Regions from separate parts of the Homo sapiens genome. Here region 2 is linked to region 1. The links are chromatin loops, found by intact Hi-C in ENCODE. Cell type or tissue: ascending aorta. All regions are shown on one strand. Region 1 has its middle 5.7 kb from the start of LINC02018. Region 2 holds the start of ZNF717 (zinc finger protein 717).

Region 1 (2,500 bases):
TCTCAGAACTCATCAAAAAGGTCAGTTATGGGCAGTGTCCGCCCAGTAGCCGGACAGCATAGCCACCTGCGTGCTGGAGACCCCATCCTTCCCAGGCCCTGGGCCTTCTTTGCAAACCCCAGCATGGCAGGGGCCTCCCCAGGCAACTGGCTGCATCTGAGTGTGACCCATGGGAGACAGTGCAGGGCAGGAAGAAGGGGAGGCCAGCGTCTCTCCCTCACTCTGCCTCCTGGGGTTTCCACAGCAGCTGCTTCTCTGGGGCGCCAGCTCCTAGCATATGAATTCTCATTCCTACCAGGCTGGTCCAGCCCACAGCACTGGAACCCTCACCCACACCCTCTGTCCTGCCCGCTGAAGGGTTTGGAGTTTCCTGCTCTTGTCCGTCTCTGGGTTGCCCCACGGGCCCCTTTTGGAAGATTTAGCTCTTGCCATACCTTTGGAACTAGTTCCTCTGGTGAATTCTCTGCTTTGATCCTGCTGGAATGAGCTCTTTCCTGACTGATATAGGATGGATTTTATTTTTTACTTATTTATTTACTTTTTTGAAACAGTCTCACTGTGTTGCCCAGGCTGGATTACCGTGGCACAATCTCAGCTCCCTGAAACCTCTGCCTCCTGGGTTCAAGCAATGCTCATGTCTAGCCTTCTAAGAAGCTGGGACTACAGGCACACGCCACCATGCCCGGCTAATTTTTGTATTTTTAGTAGAGACAGAGTTTCACCATGTTGGCCAGGCTGGTCTCGGACTCCTGACCTCAGGTGATCCGCCTGCCTTGGCCTCCCAAAATGCTGGGATTACAGGCATGAGCCACCTCACCTGGCCTAGGATGGATTTTAAAGATGGGCCTGAATATGCAGGGTTTGACATGGGGATGTCGAGAGGCCATTCCTCAGTAGGCAGAAGCAGACTTGCTGAATGAAAGGGCCACACTTTTAGCAAATAAACAATCCCCTGCTTCTCCAATACCTGCTTTCTCCCTAGTCCTCCCCAAAAGGGTGCATCTGTGGTCACCAGCAGTTCTGCCCTGTGCCACCAGGAGAGGGCAGCAGTCACCTAGTGTACCCTTCTGCTGCCCTATGAATCATAGGACGGGGCCAGCTGTGGAGAAGCAGCCTGCTGACAGCCACAGCCTGCAGCATGGGCCGCCCTCACAGTTCTGTCTGGGCTCACTTAAAAGCACCTTTTGTTTTCCTCCTCTCTGTGTTTGATCCAAACACAGAGCTCTCTGTCGTGGTCAGGTGGCAGCTCTCACGGAATCCTTGTCTCCTGCCCTAGACTACATCTAACCCTACCCTCTCAACACCTCTTGTTGAAGGCCCTCCCGTTCATGTTTCCCTACCAAGTGGAATTATTTTTTTTTAGAGACAAGATCTCTGTTGCCCAGGCTGTCCTGGAACTCCTGGGCTCAAGCAGTCCTCCCATGTCAGCCTCTAGAGTAGCTGGAACTATTCGGCACACACCACCATGCCCAACGAAGTGAATATTTTATATGCCAGCTGGCCGGTGTTACACCATTCCATCCCAAATCTCCCCTCCAAACTTGGTGAAAATCATCTGGCCATTTTTACAGATTAGAACAAAAGCAAACAAGCTCTCACTCTGTCTGCCCCCAGCACGAGGCTGTCCACATGGAGGCTTTGGACGAGCTGTATGAGGCACTGGCAGAGACCCTGATGGCCAAGGAGTCCACCCAGGGCCACCGGAGTTATTTGCTGGTATGAGAAGGGCACCCTCCTCCCCCTCACAGCCCAGATACACTTCCTGCACAGACAAAGTGAAAATGTGGGTGTGGGTTCAAATTCTGACTCACCCATTCTGCAGTCTTAGACATGAAGTCCATTAACCTTCTTTAGCCTCAGTTTCCCTGTCTGTAAATCAAGCACTTCAACAACAACAGCATGTCTCGTGGGGTTGTTGGGCATTTGTCCAATAGGTGACACACACTACCTGCTTCACAAGGACCTGGTGCCCAGTCCTCAAAGAATACTTGACAGGGCTGGACATGGTGGCTCATGCCTGTAATCCCAGCACTTTGGGAGGCCAAGGCGGGTGGATCTGAGGTCAGGAGTTCGAGACCAGCCTGGCCAATATGGTGAAACCCTATCTCTACTAAAAATACAAAAATTAGGCCAGGCGTGGTGGCTCATGCCTATAATCCCAGCACATAGGGAGGCTGAGGCAGGGGGATCACCTGAAGTCAGGAGTTTGAGACCAGCTTGGCCAACATGGTGAAACTCCATCTTTACTAAAAATACAAAAATTAGTGGGGTGTGGTACTGGGCGCCTGTAATCCCAGCTGCTCAGGAGGCTGAGGCAGGAGAATCTCTTGAACCTGGGAGGTGGAGGTTGTAGTGAGCTGAGATCGTGCTATTGCACTCCGGCCTCGGCAACGAGAGCGAATCTCTGTCTCAAAAAAAAGTACAAAAATTAGCCGGACATGGTGGCACACAACTGTAGTCACAGCTACTTGGGCGGCTGAGGCAGGAGAATTGCTTGAAC
Region 2 (2,500 bases), 360 kb before region 1:
GCCCTTCACACCCTCATCTGCCCACCTACAAACTTCACTGCCCTTTCACCCCAACCCCGTTTCACACGCACTCCCACATCAACCCTGAGCATTCAAGCTTGCGTTTCCCTGTTAGGAACCTCGGTGGTGGCCGGAGCTCTGAGAAACCCCTAGGCAGAAATCCTTGCCTAGTTTGTGGCAGAAATCAGGGAAGGAAAGGCAAAGTTCAGGTCTTTCTCACAATAAATAAATAAAGATAGCTAGATTTGATTGATTGGTGGATGGATGAAACGTGGGAGTTTATGGGCAAATATTTATCAGACACTGGAAGTGTAAGTTGTCACAAAGATTATGGAGTGCACCTGTCTTATGACCCTGTTATTTTATCCCAGTATATGCACTAGAGCATTTTTTGTAACTGTGTAAATTGAAGGCTTATAAATTAGTTTAGTGAGAGAAAAGATAACGGATTGGAAGAGAATTACCATATTCATTAGTTGTGTTTTTAAAATTTTAAAGTAAAATAGAGACATGATTTTTTTCATGCTTTCGAATGCATTTATAAAAAATAGACTTGAGGGCTGGGCGCAGTGGCTCACGCCTGTAATCCCAGCACTTTGGGAGGCCGAGGAGGGCGGATCACGAGGTCAAGAGTTCGAGACCAGCCTGACCAACATGGTGAAACCCCGTCTCTACTAAAAATACAAAAATTAGGTGAGTGTGGTGGCGCGCACCTGTAATCCCAGCTACTCAGGAGGCTGAGGCAGGAGAATCGCTTGAACCCGGGAAGCGGAGGTTGCAGTGAGCCGAGATCGCACCATTGCTCTCCAGCCTGGGTGACAGAGTGAGACTCCGTCTCAAAAAAAAAAAAAAAAAAAAAGTTACTCATTAATAGCATAGACCAATTGGCCTCTATTGAAATTTCTCCATTATTTTCACAATGTGCCAGGCTGTGAAACCAGGATTTAATAAAGAACCAGAATGCCACATCTGTGTCACCTGGGTAGGGACCAGTCCTGATCCATTAAGTCCGGGTCTCTGGGTAACTGGACTCACTGCTGGGCAAAACAGAATGTCCGGCTTGGGTTCCTAACCGGGGACCGCAGAGCCTCATGGGAAATGTAGTGTCACCTTCCAATGATGTTACCATCAAGGACCTTGGGAACCAGCTTTTCTCTCTGCGCATGCGCCGCCCCGCCCACTCCGCCATTTTCCTCCGGAAGTGCGGCACCCAGAGGCGGTCTTGTAGCTGGGCCAGCCTGGGGCTTGGTTCTATGTCCCTGCGGGTCGGTGCGAGGGCGAAGAGGAACCCGTGGGCCCGGGGGATCCCGGGGGGCCGGACCAGTGTTCCCCAGTTGTGGGAGCAGACGCGTGGGCGCATCGCGGGCGGGCAGGGCCTGAAGTGCAGGTGCAGGCCGCGGACCCTGGCGGGGGCTGGGAGGACAGGCGTGGGGTCCCGGCAGTGAAGCGGGTTCTAGAGGCGCAGGAGCGGGTAGGCGAGGCCGGTGGCCCTGGGCCCGGAGTCTGCAGGCCGCGCTCCTGTCCTGCCGCTGAGGGAGCCGGTTACCAACCCGCATGACGCTCAGTTTGCCCATCTGTCCCAGTGCGAACACACAGTTCTCGGGAGACGTTCCCCATTCCCAGAGGAGTAGTGCGAAACGCGTGCGCCTCGAGTCTTAAACTGGGCGTTTGTATTAGTTGGGTTTCCCGGTGTCTCTTTAGCAAGTGAAGTTTCTGGTTCCCTCCTTCACTGTGTGACCTGCCTAGTCCTCCTGGGTTGCGTTTACAGAAGTTTATACGAGACCTAGTTTCCAGGGAAGAACTCACTGATGCCGCGAGGGAGATGGGGTACTGGATGATGGTCTTCAGCCTTAAGGGTACTTCAGTCTTAACCGTGTGTTATAAGGTTTGAAAGGGAGGGTTCCCTATGAATAAGAAGCGCACTTGAAAGAACAGCCCTCTGGTCTAACCTCCCACTGGTGCTTCAGAGGAGGATAAAAGGTCACAGGTGAAGATCCCAGTTTTCCTCGCTCGGGAAATATTAATTCTACTCCCTAGAATGCACAAGATTTGCAAAGACTAGGTGACAGTGGTAGGTTTGGACGAACTTTCAGAAGGTTGAGGTGAATTCGGCTGAGAAGAACAGGCAAGGACCTAGGAAATATTCCTTATTTGAAGGGGCCTGAAAGTGTGGTCTGGGGTACAGGAGTGACCTGTCATACCTGAGAAGATTAAAATACTCTCCAAACACAGTCCCATTCCTTCAACCTTTCCTCGTTGTTTCCAGCGTTTGAGATATATTAAACCTAGTCCATCACCAAATTTAGCTTTAGCATTAGATTGTGAAGTTCTATCGATTGTATTTGATTTGTAATTTAAGACTTTCTCCCCCTACGTAATTTTGTTAAAAACATATTGAATTCTGTTCACTTAGGTGTAACAGTTAATACTTGCTGTTTAAGGAACTAATTAAACCTTACTGGCTTATAAAAAACAACCACCATTTTATTTGTTTGAAGTT

The links. Hi-C counts contacts between places; a loop is a spot of excess contacts. Peaks named below come from ENCODE experiments on the same cell type or tissue, not always from the same donor. Only the 100,000 strongest peaks of a DNase experiment are listed, where the experiment ranks them.
Region 2: it touches region 1 in a loop (5-fold over the local background); 3 of 110 quality-filtered maps call a loop at or near these places.

What each region holds. Positions count from the first base shown.
Region 1 is chr3:75,428,352-75,430,851 of GRCh38, reverse strand. It overlaps the pseudogene FAM86DP. Among named protein-coding and RNA genes, the nearest start is that of LINC02018, 5.7 kb to the left of the region's middle. In ascending aorta, a CTCF peak has its summit at 1,023 (motif pointing right); a DNase peak (open chromatin) is centred at 1,061; H3K27ac peaks cover 684 bases.
Region 2 is chr3:75,784,271-75,786,770 of GRCh38, reverse strand. ZNF717 (zinc finger protein 717) reads left to right here and starts at 1,222. Exons shown (of 5, transcript NM_001290208.3): 1 at 1,222-1,387. RefSeq lists an enhancer at 960-1,109. In ascending aorta, a CTCF peak has its summit at 1,270; a DNase peak (open chromatin) is centred at 1,160; H3K4me3 peaks cover 1,568 bases; H3K27ac peaks cover 960 bases.